Linked DNA regions of Homo sapiens: region 1 is linked to region 2. The links are chromatin contacts, found by Hi-C or POLR2A ChIA-PET in ENCODE. All regions are on one chromosome and are shown on one strand. The core of a region is the stretch at or near the end of the contact, and the rest is flanking DNA. Distances in the headings are between cores, read along the strand shown. Region 1 holds the start of LTA4H (leukotriene A4 hydrolase). Region 2 has its middle 20 kb from the start of LINC02413.

The links. Hi-C counts contacts between places; a loop is a spot of excess contacts on that map. ChIA-PET counts read pairs that join two places held with the same protein, here RNA polymerase II (POLR2A).
Region 1: a loop to region 2 is called in a map with no recorded cell type, with 11 times the contacts of the local background. The contact joins the promoter of LTA4H here to the enhancer-like site in region 2. A Hi-C loop is called at or near these places in 1 of 37 single-sample maps with no recorded cell type. POLR2A ChIA-PET finds 5 or more read pairs at or near these places in 1 of 52 experiments (B cell).

Annotation. Positions count from the first base shown.
Region 1 is chr12:96,033,452-96,040,470 of GRCh38, forward strand. It overlaps LTA4H (leukotriene A4 hydrolase), which reads right to left and starts at 2,136. Exons shown (of 19, transcript NM_000895.3): 1 at 1,910-2,136. The coding sequence starts at 2,068. It overlaps TRD-GTC2-8 (tRNA-Asp (anticodon GTC) 2-8), which reads left to right and starts at 2,570; the gene lies at 2,570-2,641. RefSeq lists enhancers at 1,235-1,324, 1,915-2,334, 2,775-2,824, 2,845-2,894 and a silencer at 1,765-1,864.
Region 2 is chr12:92,967,124-92,974,040 of GRCh38, forward strand. No RefSeq gene overlaps it. Among named protein-coding and RNA genes, the nearest start is that of LINC02413, 20 kb to the right of the region's middle. RefSeq lists enhancers at 3,639-3,708, 4,189-4,238, 6,622-6,891 and a silencer at 6,536-6,736. Within about 2 kb of position 3,993, at least 10 of the 41 ENCODE cell types and tissues checked have a DNase peak (open chromatin) inside an H3K27ac peak, as active enhancers do; they include B cell, where a contact is called at or near this core.

The DNA.
Region 1 (7,019 bases), core at 886-3,385, 3.1 Mb after region 2:
CATCTGAACACAAGTGTCCTGAATTGCTTAATTTTTAAATCTCTAGTACTTTTGAATGTAGGACGTATAAACTCATGTTCAAATATGGCAGTCTCACAGTGTGGTTTTTCTTTTTTTATTATTATACTTTAAGTTCTGGGGTACATGTGCAGAACGTGCAGGTTTGTTACATAAGTATACACATGCCATGGTGGTTTGCTGCACCCATCAACCCGTCAGCTACATTAGGTATTTCTCCTAATGCTATCCCTCCCCTAGGCCCCTACCCCCAACAGGCCCTGGTGTGTGATGTTCCCCTCCCTGTGTCCATGTGTTCTCATTGTTCAACTCTCACTTATGAGTGAGAACATGCGGTGTTTAGTTTTGAAACTGCATTGAAATAGGACTTCAGCCCTGCCCAGGCAAAGTTGCTACTGCAATTAAAGATAGCATGGTACTTCAAGAAGACCAAAGTGCGATCTGCAAGGAAATAGATGCCTTCCTGCTTATAATATCTTAATTTTCTTTCTTATGGTACTTTTGTTGATTACCTATCAGTACATAGAGGAATCGACCTATTTTTCAAATCAATCAGTTTAGCAAAATGTTGAGGGATGAAGAGTAAGAAAGTAAGTACTTATTAGTTCATATTAATGAAATCAAAATTCAGATCCTTCCTACACAAGTAGGAAAAAGAGGCCTGAAAGCCACCAATTCTTATCTGCCCGATCTGATCTGATTGCTTATTGATGTGCTTTAGTAGATTTCACCATGCTACACTGTGTAAAATACACATGTAGCATCCTGCCCTGGTGAAGAAGCCGAATTTGGCTGTCTTTTCATGACCCTCTTATTTTTAAAATGATCTTCTATGAAATTCTTCAGGTGAAAGGTACCTTCAGATGAAAGGTATAAACCAAATACTATTGGGCAATTTGAGCAAGAACATTAAATATAGGTTATGATACAGATAAAATCATTGAATAATATTCCATGAATCTACAACCTTTCTTCATTCCAATGGTTATAGAGTTTGTAGAAGTATGTGTTTTCTAAGTGAAATAACTACTTGGCTCCTTGGAACCAACTATTAAAAAAGCGTATTGAATCATCCTTAGAAAATTTGAACGTCCCATCCGTTCTTAAATTATTAGAAGAAAGTTGATAAGATTAAAAAGTAGAAAGGACCCTGAAGAGAGAGAGCTGCGCCTAGAGTTAGCAAGCAGGGACTGTTAGTTTCAAAGTAGGGCGGAAAGAAGAGGCCTGCCCGGCCGGGGCTGGAAATCCTAAGAGGCTTGAGAACGACTAGCAGGGAGATCCAGGGAACTAGGAGGGAGACGGATGGGTGGTGCCCTGCAGACCTGTGGATTGAAATAAGTGTTCCCGGGAGGCAACCGTGGGATCAGGGATCGACAGGACATGGGATCTGAGACTTGGGTGAGATTGTTGACTGAGGAAGGTGCCCAGGGGGCTGGGAAAAGTCTGGGGCCTGAAGAAGGGGGTTCTGGGCCGCAGGCCGAAGCAATGGGGAGGCCATGGAGTAATTAGAGCCAGGAACTAAAATTATGGGGGCTACTGCAAAGATGACACCTAAGGGCTGGGTGAGTTGAGAGGAGTGGACGAGGCGCTGGATGTGCCCAGGGACCTCGGAGAGAGGATCCAGGCGAGGGGCGGAGGAGACATACGTATAAGTGGGGGCTGAGGGAAGGGATGCAGAGGCGTAAGCGGGGTTGAGAAGGGGTGCTGTGAGAGATCTGGGGGCTGAAGTGCACAACATGAGTTGGATGGAGGCTACAGAAGAGCAGACGGGGACGTGGGGCTAGGCAGGGGCCGCGGCGGGGTGAGCCGGAGATCCGGGAGCCCGCAAGGACTAGGGTCGAGGGGCAGGGAGCCCGGGAGAGGCGGGCACTGGGCAGGCGCCCCACTGTACCAGGCTGCGCAGATTGTCCTCCTGAGACTGGACCGTGAGAGCAGCAGTCCCGGTCAGCGTCCGGCGAGTAAAGTCGACGCTGCAGCGCAGGTGCAGGTGCTTGGTCCGGCAGACGGAAGCCGGAGAGGCCAACGAACAGGTATCCACTATCTCGGGCATGGCTCTGGGGGATCACACAGCACAGCGACCTACAGCCCAACGCTCAGCTACCAGACTCGTCGATAGAGAACCTGAGGAGGAGGGAGAGAGGTAAAGAAGAGGAGGAGGGATTCGCGGTGCACGCCGGGAAAGGAAGTTTCTTAAAGTCAGACGAGCGTTGGGGGATGGGTGAAGGAACTACAAGTTCCATGGTGCCGCGCGGCAAGCGGGCGCTTGGCTACCTGGGAGCGTGTGTGTTAGGGATGTTGAGGGGGACCAAGCGTGCTCCTGGAGCTGAAGAAGAGGAGGGGAGTAGGGGCAGTTAGAAGGGTGGCCGAAGGGAAATGATGAGAATGGAGGGGGAGATAAAACTGAACACTACCATTTTGGCTCTGTTCAACTTTCGTGGAAGCTGTGGTGGCAAACGTAAGAAAATCAGGTTCATTGGTGTTTGCATATAGCGAGGGCGGGGCGGAGCAAAAACGTAGAAAAGGCCTATCAGAAGGCTTTCTTTCGTGCGGTTCCTCGTTAGTATAGTGGTGAGTATCCCCGCCTGTCACGCGGGAGACCGGGGTTCGATTCCCCGACGGGGAGGCACAGTAATTGTTTTTTGTTTTTAGCTGTAAGTAATTCAAGGTTTAAACAGTTGTTTTGTCAGTTTCAGTGTTTATTATGTATATCCCCAGAACCTGCATCTCTCAAACGGAGAAAGCCAACATTCCCATCTTAGAAACTAATGAATTTCTATAAAAGTTATGCACTGGTCGCAATGGGAGTACAGAGCTGGGACATCTAGCTCAGCTCTGGGGCCTTTGTGGCAGGTGAAGGAGGATTGAAGGATGCCTTGCCTTTAGGGTGGGGCCTCAAAATTAAAACTGGAAAAATTGGAAGAGGCTAGGTTTCGAAGGACCTTAAATAGGTGGCCTTTTAATCCTGGGTGCATTAATGGGGGACCCACTGAAGAGTTTTCAGCAGGCGACTGATAAAGCATGGTCAGACTCATGTTATAAAATGCGGTATCAAAACCATTAGCAGGAGATTTAGGAAACTATTAAAATGGCTCAATCAGAAGATGCTGGGGGCCTGACATAGGTAAGTAGTAAGTTAGGATAGAGAGGAAGGAATGAATAGAAGGAATACTTATATAAGTGGATTCACAGATTGAGAGGAGACGAAGGTGGCCCAGGCTTTCGGCTTCAGTGGCTGGCTAGTCATTAACCAGAGGTAGTAGTCTATATGAAGAGGACAGTATGTTAGGCTGTACTTGCATTGCTATAAATACCTGAGACTGGGAAGAAAAGGGGTTTAATTGGTTTACAGTTACGCAGGCTGTACAGGAAGCATAGCTCCAGTATGCTTCCAGGTAGGCCTCAGGAAGCTTACAATCATGGCAGAAGGTGAAGAAGGGGCAGGCCTCTACATGGCCCGAGCAAGAGCAAGAGATTGCGGGGCCGGTGCCACACACTTAAACAATCAGATCCCACAAGACACTGTGGCGAGGACAGCACCAGGCCATGAGGGCTCTGCCCCCGTGACCCAAACACCTCCCACCAGGCCCTACCTCCAACACTGGAGATTATAATTCAACATGAGATTTGGTAGGGACATATATTCAAACTAAATCAGACAGATTTAAGGGGAAGATGCTAAATTCAATTTTGGACATATGAAATTTGAGAACCTATGGGAGTGGAAGTGGAGATGTCCATGAGTCACTTGGATATTTAAGTCCACAGCTCTGGGGAAGTGCCAGGTAGACATGACCACGTCACATAACGTGGTGGATGAAATTATGACAGTGGGTAAGCTCAACCCAAGAAGAGTGTGTAAAGAGAAGGGTAATGAAAACAGGTTGGAAGCTGAGAGAACACCAGAATTTATTGTTTTAAAAAGGGCTAGAGGAAGAGAAACCCATGAAATAAACCAGAAAGAGCCAACCAACAATGCCAGATGCAGTCCCGAGGACCACCGAAGTAAGAAGTGAAAATTCTCTAGATTTGGCAGTGGGGTGAGAATGGGGAAGGTGGTGATTTTGTTGACTGTCGTGATTTGGTTGAAGATGGAAGCCAGAGAGTAGTGGATTGAGCAATGAAGAGAAGAGGGAGGTGAAGCATAAACCACTGTCAAGTTGCTTGGCCAATGTGAGAAGGGAAGATAAAGGGGAAGCTAGAGAGGAATGCAGCATTGAGAAAGCTTTTTTTTTTTTTTTTTTTGAGACGGAGTCTCGCTCTGTCGCCTAGGCTGGAGTGCAGTGGCGCAATCTCGGCTCACACAAGCTCCGCCTCCCGGGTTCACACCGTTCTCCTGCCTGAGCCTCCAAGGACTACAGGCGCCCGTCACCAAGACCGACTAATTTTTTGTGTGTGTATTTTTAGCAGAGACGGGGTTTCACCGTGTTAGCCAGGATGGTCTGCATCTCCTGACCTCGTGATCCACCCACCTCGGCCTCCCAAAGTGCTGGGATTACAGGCGTGAGCCACCGCGCCCGGCCGAGAAAGAATTTTTTTAATGTTTGCTTTTTAAGGCAAGAGAAAACTTTAACATGTTTAGATATACAGGTGAAAGGGCTTCTGGAGAAGAGGAAAGTTTCTGCAGAAGGATCGACTCAGAGGCAAAAAGGTAGAGAAGAAGAAAGTAAAGATTTCAGAGGTGTGAGGGATAGTTGATGGGTTTAGCATGCTGGTATGGTTCAATTCTCTATCAAAAGTGACGAAATTTAGCTCCAGCAACAACAACAAAAAACTGCTATATTTCTGGATATCCTTGTGTTGGCCCCTGCAAGCCAAAGGAAAACAAAATAAAACCAAAAAATCCCAAACTATGAAATCTAATACCTTACACATGCATAGGTCCTAATTCATAGGGTGTAAGAATTTGTCATCAACATTTGCATTTTCGGATTTTTTTGGCAAATGTCCTGTTGCCCAGGCTGGATACAGTGGCATGATCATGGGTAACTGCACATTCAACCTCCTGGACTCAAGCGATTCTCGTGCCTCAGCCTCCAAGTAGCTGGGACTACAGGCGCCCGCCACCACGCCTGGCTAATTTTTATATTTTTTTAGAGATGGGGTTTTGTCATGTTGCCCAAGCTGGTCTCAAACTTCTGAGCTCAAGGGATCCACCTGCCTTGGCCTTCCAAAGTGCTGGGATTACAGGTACGAGCCACCACACAGAGCCGCAAACATTTTTTGAGGTCACCAAATCTAGGGTGACAAATACAATAGATAACATAGAATTCATTTAGTCAAATAATACACAGTCAAATCATCTTATTTATCTAGTATGGAGAAAGGATAGTTTGTTTTAATAAGAACGTCATTATCATCATCTTCTATTATTGATTACCAGGAACCCACAGAGTTTATGCCACTTGTGTTTAAATAAAAATATCCACACACAACCACAAATAAATTCCTCCATTAATATATTCATCAAAAAATAAATTACAGTAGGAATTGTTTTCTGAGATACCACTCACCCCAAATATAGAATGTACAAAATTTGCAATTTACAAGCAATTGGAGTATTATTGATATCCAATGGGGAATTGAGAATGCTTCAAAAAATGAGGCTTTCCACTGCATCTATAAAAGAAGGGTAAGGCTGGGCACAGTGGCCCACACCGGTAATCCCAGCACTTTGGGAAGCTGAGGCAAGCAGATTGCTTGAGCCCAGGAGTTTGAGTTCAGCCTGGGCAATGTGGTGAATCCCTGTCTCTACAAATAATAGTAATAATAATAATAAAAGAAGGGTAATATCAGGGTTTAGTTACCAAAGGAGACTTAAAGATGAAAAGATGATCTATATAAAATATTATGAAAAGAAATAATACCTATATTTATAGAGCCATATGAACAGGAAGAATTCCAGCCCTGCTATTCACCTGGAAAAGTTACTTAATCCCTCAATCCCCTCAGGATAATTGAGGCACCTGTGGCCCGTGCAGTTGTTGAAAAGATGAAATGAGATAAAGTATGGGAACTGCTTGGCACTGTGATTGAAACAGATTGGGCATTTGTTACATGTTAGCTAATATGATTATTGCTGTTGGCTTTTGTCTATTTTAACCACTGTAATGTTATTTTTCCTTGTTGTGTTAGCAAGAGCTTTTAGGACAACCTGGGAAGTGAGAAGCAACCACGGTTTGTACAGCAAAACAAGTCACACCAAATTAGGCCTCTAAAAAGGAATGGCAACATTAGCAAAGATATGTTTTGAAATGCATTTACGGGAAATTTCAATTGTTGCACAAATGCTTCCCTTAAAAGGGCAAAAAGACTTTACATTGTTTTCTCCCCTTCCTTTACATATACCTTTCCTTTCTTGAAATAGTCGATGTAATTTGCAGATATTTATTAGATGCATTCTACTACACTGTGCTACCTAGAAAATAATTGGGGAAGGTTCTGTCTTACCTCTTGGATAATTTATACTCTAGTACCCAGCTGTACTAATGACCTAAGACAACATGGTGTTAAGAGGAGACTAAGGCCCTAGAAAAACTATACATGAAATTCTAGAGGGACAAGTTCTATCCCTTTGGAGAAAGTCAAGAATAACGTCATGATTAACATAGCATTTGAGATGGGATTTGAAGGATGAGCCGAATATTAATAGGAAAAATGGTAGGATTGAGCATGGGGAGTGGGAGGTGGGCAGATTTTTCAGGTGGACTTAGCAGGAATCAAGGCGTGGGGCCAGAAGTAGAGATGTGTTTGGGAAAGAACAATTCTGAAGGTACAAAGTCCTACAAGTTAATGCAGTGCCCTCACACACTCCTCAATAATCTGCCTTTCTTCTTTCCTCTCCAGGTTATACATCTGGCATGATAGAGATCATTAGTTGTCTTCTAATACCTATATATCTTTTCATCCTTAGTAGTAAAACCTTCCATGTTTAGCTGGACACATGGCCACCCGGAAGTAGACATTTCCCAACCTTCTTTGCAGTTAGGCCATACCATTAAGTT
Region 2 (6,917 bases), core at 2,743-5,242:
CTCAGTCTCCAAAAAAAAAAAAAAAAAGGCAGGCAGAAGAACATGGAATGGCTAGACTGGCCTCCATCTTTCTCCCATGCTGGATGCTTCCTGCCCTCGAACATCAGACTCTAACTTCTTTGGCTTTTGGACTCTTGGACTTACACCAGTGGTTTGCCAGGGGCTCTCAGGCTTTCGGCTACAAACTGAAGACTTCATTGTCAGCTTCCCTACTTTTGAGGTTTTGGGACTTGGACTGGCTTCCTTGCTCTTCAGCTTGCAGACAGTCTATTGTGGGACTCACCTTGTGATCGTGTGAGTCAATACTCCTTCATAAACTCCGTTTCATTTATACATTTATCCTATTAGTCCTGTCCCCCTAGAGAACCCTGACTAATAAGGATGGAGAGTGGGATACACTTTTCCCAACTCACTCTATAGAGCCTTCTGTCACACATACATAAAAATGTGTATCCTCAGCTGGAAGGGGGATGTCAAATTTATATACTGATTAAAATTTGTCAACACACCATAAAAATTCATGGAATAGTACTGTGCCATGCATTCAGGTACAGAACTATTGTCTTAGGTCTGGTTTGAAAAAGCAGCTTACTCTGGCTAAGAAGGAAGCTTTCCTTGACAAATAAAAAATCCATCTTTGTGGCTGAGGGTCTTGGCTGGTTAGTGTAGGCCAGTGTTTTCAAAGTGCCTCACAAATGAGATGAGTTTTAGTAGTATATAGACACAGCAATAGCTAAAATAGTTATCCTGTGATTTCTTTCCAAATTCTCTTTAATCCTTCTGATTACATCAAGAAGAAAATTTTGATTTGGTACTGCTACTTTTTTTTTTCTTTTAACCACTTCTCTTTTTTTGTTTGTTTGTTTTTTGTTTTTTATTGGTGCTGCACAAATTAAACCACTTCTCTTCTAAAGAATGACAGAGAGAGAAGGTGCAAGGAAGCCTTAGGCTCAGAGCTTTCAGTAGACAATCCTGTCTTATTAGGATTTAATAACACTGTTTTGCTTTCGTTGTGATTAGTTTTACAATTACCTTCCCTTTCTGACAAATGACACCAGTCGTGTAACATATTGGTGGAGCACATGGCAGCTTGCTTCCCCCAGAGCAAGCGCTGGGGAGTGGGGACCCATGATGGAAGTGAGTCTTTTTATTACCTAATCTCAAAATGACATCCTATCACTCTACCATATTCTATTTGTTAATAGCAAGTCATAAGTTGAGTCAACACTCAGGAGAGGGGGATCACACAAGGACATGAATACCAGGAAGCAGTGATCATTTGGGCCATTTCAGAAGTGTTTGCCACAGGGATATATTGCAATTGCTGTTTTCCTTCTTTTCTCCAAGAAATAATATGCTCCATGGGAACAGAGATAGTGTCTTGTTCATTGGGAGCATTCCTAGCACTGGACATAGTGCCTGAGACTTAAACTGCTCATAAATGTTTCTTTGAAGGAAACGAAAAAGGAAGGGAGGGAGGAAAGGAGGGAGGGAGGCAGGAAGGAAGGGAGGAAATGAATCAGCATGAGAAGATCAGGGCACTTTGCTAATCCATAGAAAACAGGAGATGGTTCTTTGGGGAAGGAAAACTCAACCATAAAAAGGATTGTGAAGAACAGAGTCAGTACTTTTATTTATTTCCTAGTCTTGAGCATAAATGAGCTTCTAGGAAAGTGGAAGCACTCTGTGAAGAGACAACGCCCACCATCTTGCTCCCAGGGTAGCTTCTGTGGATGGTGGAGAGCTGAGCTATAAAATAGCACAATGTGTTACCCATGGAAGGGCAGTCCTGGTTGAGGTTCTTAATTGTGAATGTACAGATTCTGTTGAATGAATTGTGATAACCTCCAATTATCAGGAAAGAATCAATTAGGGAGAACTCCTTGGTGCTTTTTTTCACTTGCACTTGCAGAGTGCAGCAAGAAGTTACACTGAATGCACATAGACTGCTAGACTGCTTTGGCATTTAAAATTATAGAATAAACATATCACTTTGTTAGCATAATTCTTTTTGTGTGTGTTGTGGGGGTGACAGCATCTTACTCTGTTGCTGTGGCTGGAGTGCAGTGGCACGATCTCGGCTCACTGCCTCAAGGGTTTCTTGAGGCACCTCGACCTCTGTTCAAGGGTTTCTCCTGCTTCAGCCTTCCGACTCGACCTCTGTTCAAGGGTTTCTCCTGCTTCAGCCTTCCGAGTAGCTGGGATTACAGGTGCCTGCCACCATGCACTAATTTTTGTATTTTTAGTAGAAATGAGGTTTCACCATCTTGGCCAGGCTGGTCTTGAACTCCTGACCTCAAGTGAGTGATCTGCTCACCTCGGCCTCCCAAACTGCTGGGATTACAGGTGTAAGCCACCATGCTCAGCCTTTGCTAGCATAATTTTAATGGCTCCATAATATTTAATCTAACAGATATGGCACAAGCTGTTTGGTCATTACTCTACTGTTGCATTTATGGGTTGTATCCATTTTCTTCTTTTTTTTTTTTTTTTTGAGACAGAGTCTCACTGTCGCCCAGGCTGGAGTGCAGTGGCGTGATCTCAGCTCACTGCAACCTCTGCCTCCTGGGTTCAAGCGACTCTCCTGCCTCAGGCTCCCAAGTAGCTGGGATTACAGGCATGCGCCATCACACCTGGCTAATTTTTCTATTTTTAGTAGAGATGAGGTTTCACCATGTTGGCCAGGCTGGTCTCGAACTCCTGACCTTAGGTGATTCACCCACCTCGGCCTTCCAAAGTGCTGAGATTACAGGCATGAGCCACCGCGCCCGGCTGGGTTGTATCCATTTTCAACTGTTATATAAAATGCTTCAATAAATGCTTTTGTAAACTTATCTTTCCACAATTGTATAAATATCTCCTTAGGTTGAATTCCTAGAAATGGAATTGCAGGGTAAAGAGTATGCACTCTGTGTGTGTGTGTGTGCATATGCATTTGTGTATACTGTCAAATTGCCCCCAGAAATTACGTATAAACTTTCATTCCCAATTTATAGATGTTTATACACATTTGATGAGACAAGATTTTAGCTGGGCTGGGTGCAGTGGCTTACATCTATAATCCCAACACTTTGGGAGGCTGAGGTGGGAGGATCCCTTGAGTCCAGGAGTTTCAGATCAGCCTAGGCAACATACGGAGACCCCATCTCTCTCTCTCATTCCATATATATATATATATATATATATTTTTTTTTTTTTTTTTTTTTTTTTTTTTGAGACAGAGTTTTTGCTCTTGTTGCCCAGGCTGGAGTGCAATGGCGTGATCTCCGCTCACTGCAACGTCCGCCACCCAGGTTCAAGCGATTCTCCTGCCTCAGCCTCCTGAGTAGCTGGGATTACAGGCGCCTGCCACTGCACCCAGCTAATTTTTGTAGTTTTAGTAGAGATGGGGTTTCACCATCTTGGCCAGGCTGGTCTTGAACTCATAACCTCATGATCCACCTGCCTCGGCCTCCCAAAGTGCTGGGATTACAGGCGTGAACCACCGCGCCCGGCCCCCGTCTCTATATTTTAACTTTTTTGTTTAAAAAACGTTTTAGCTATTTTTTTAAAGTTGCCAATCTGGTAGCTGAAAAATAATAACTTATTGTTTTGATTGTATGTTATAGTCATTAATGCTCCCCCCAAGCACATGATAAGATTTAATTTTATGAGCTGGGCATGGTGGCTCATACTTGTAATCCTAGCACTTTGGGAGGCTAAAGCAGGCAGATTGCCTGAGCTCAGGAGTTTGAGACCAGCCTGGGCAACATGGCAAAACCCCCTTTCTACTAAAAATACAAAAAAAATTAGCTGGGCGTGGTGGCACATGCTTGTAGTCCCAGCTACTAGGGAGGCTGAGGCACGAGAATCGCTTGAACCTGGGTGGCTGAGTTTGCAGTGAGCCGAGATCACACCACTGCACTCCAGCCTGGGCAACAGAGCGAGACTCTGTCTCAGAAACAAAAACAAACAAAAAAGAGATTTAATTTTATGGCCCTTGAGGTTAAGCGGGGCCATGTGACCTGGTCTGGTCATTGAGTTGTGAATAGCAATGGTATGTGTCACTTCTGGGTTGAGCAAGACCTTTCAGAGTTCTCTTTCACTTCTGCAATTGATTACCAACAATGTTTCAGAAAATGGCCTGGGTCCCATAATTGATTAACATAAACATACTCTGTTCAGTTTGATAGAACAACATGGAATAAAGACTCTAAGTAAGGCATGATGAGTATGAACAAAAAATATGACTTCTTTGTTGTAAGCCACTGAGACTTAGGGTTGAGCGTTATGGCAGCATTATCTACACCATCCTGACTAATACATTAAACATCTTTGCTCACTACTGAGACTAAACATATTTTCCTGTATTTATTGACCATTTATTTGGACTTCCCTTTTTGTGAATTTTCTGCTCATGTCCTTGCATGTTAATTTTTTAAACATATGACGCTCAGCTACACATTTGTTAAACCTGGACCTGATCATCACTGAGGTATCAGGGAGAAAGATGAAGTCTGTGAACTAAGAAAAATAGATGTATCACAATAGTCTCTAATACCCAGGGCAAGATTTCTCCAATCTACCTTTAAGGATCTGAAAATCCTTTGCCACAAATTGTTTTTTTTTAAAGCCATGTGCTTTCATTCAATGATAATGTCAAAATTAATAGAAGCATATTTTGGATCATTTGAATGGTCACTTTATAACTGAAGGATGTTATTTACTTTTATGATCAAAATGGTTTCTTATGGGCATCAATACCACTACTTTTATCCACACAGACTCATAAGAAAAAAACAAATGTGAACATAATACATAATGTAATGTTTTTGCACCAAGTGAGGGACAAGTGGTATTTCAGCATATTGTACACAGTAAGATCAGAGGTTGCACAGCAGAATTACTAAAGAAAATTGTGGGAGCATTGGGTCATCCCACAGTCTGCAAGCAGGCTCAGCTCAAAAGAATCTGGCCCAGAACACAGCACCACTTTCACATTGTCACTTATCTCAGTTATGGTCCTTTGCTTGCAAACAACAGACATAGATTCTGACTAATTTAAGCAATAAAGAACTGATTGGAATAATACAAGAAAACACAGTATTCAAGCAACAAAAAGAACAAATCAGGCTCAAAAAGAACCAGACTAGGGGATCTCCAGGGGCTTCAGTACCAGAAATTCCTGAATCAGTACATTTTGGATGCTGCCAAGAAAATGACTCAATGACTCAATCCAGTCTTCTTTTTTTTTTGAGACAGGCTCTTGCTCTGTTGCCCAGACAGGAGTGCAGTAACCCTATCATGCCTCACTGCATCCCTGAACTCCTGGGCTCAAGAAAATCTCTTGCCTCAGCTTCTTGAGCAACTAGGACTATAGGTGCATGCCACCACGCCTGGCTAGTTTTTTAAAATTTATTTTTTGTAGAGACAGGATTTCGCTAAATTGCCCAGCAATCCTCCTGCCTCAACCTTCCAAAGTATTGGGATTACAGGCATGAGCCACAGTGCTGTGTCCATCAACCCCAGTCTTCTATCTGTGTGTCTTTATGTTCTAGATTCAAATTTCTGGCTTCATTTGGGTCATATGCTCTTCATATGAGTGGGGTAGGGGGAGGATGTTTGAGACTTCAAAATACTCAAGACATCTGGATGCTTAATGAAGAAAAAAAGTTGTTACAGTGGGGCACAGTGAGTTCACACCTGTAATCCCAGCACTTAGGGAGGCCAACACAAAAGGATTCCTTGAGTTCAGGAGTTCAAGATCAGCCTGGGCAACATGGCAAAACCCCATCTCTACAAAAATACAAAAACTGGCCATGCATGGTGGTGTGCACCTGTAGTCCCAGATACTCGGGGGACTGAGATGGAAAGATTGCTTGAGCCTGGGAGGTCGAGGCTCCAATGAGGTGAGATAGCACCATTGTACTCCAGCCTGGGCTGAGATCCCGTCTCAAAAAAAAAAAAAAAAAGTTTATATATCTCAAAGAATGTGTGAGATATTAAGGGTCACTCCTAGAAGGTATATGGGATTTAATCCTTCCTGAACAGAAGAGTGGATGGGACCTTTTTCTTATAAAGACCTTTTCTTTTCTTGCTTTTTTTTTTTTTTTTTTTTTTTTTGAGAGATGGAGTCTTGCTCTGTCACCCAGGCTGGAGTGCAGTGGCGCAATCTCGGCTCAGTGCAACCTCCACCTCCCAGATTCAAGTGATTCTCCTGCCTCGGCCCCTACCAGTAGCAGGTACAGGCGTGCGCCACCATGCCCAGCTAATTTTTGTATTTTTAGTAGAGACGGGGTTTTGCCATGTTGGCCAGGCTGCTCTCAAACTCCTGACCTCAGGTGATCCACCCAGATCGGCCTCCCAAAGTGTTGGAATTACAGGTGTAAGCCACTGCGCCCAGCCCATGTTATTTTATTTATTTATTTATTTATTTAAGACAGGCTCTCACTCTGTTGCCCAGGCTGGAGTGCAGTGGCATGGCCATAGCTCATTGCAGCCTCGAAATCCTGGTCTCAAGCTTTCCTCCTGTGTTGGCTTCCCAAAGTGCTAAGATTGGGGAACTGTGAGCCACTGTTCCCACCTGCTATGAACATCTATGTCCATATTTGTACATGTAGACATAAGTTGTCAATTGCGAAATATGGTTAGGTAATGGTTGGACTGCAATTTTCTTAACTGACTGGAACTTGTAAGTCTCTCAGTCTTTGCTAAGGAGCTCTATGTGCATGTTGGAACTTGCCTTTAACACTCAGCCAGGCAGTTTTCAACTCTGACTTAGCATTCACTTCCTGCTAATATAGTTTCAAGATCAGCCAGAGGTGAGAGTTCAGGGCCTTCTCAATTCTTTCCTGAACTTGTACACAGCCCTGGGCATGCATATAGTTCTACTCATTTGTATTGCTTTCTTTTTTTTTTTTTTTTTTTTTTTGAGACCG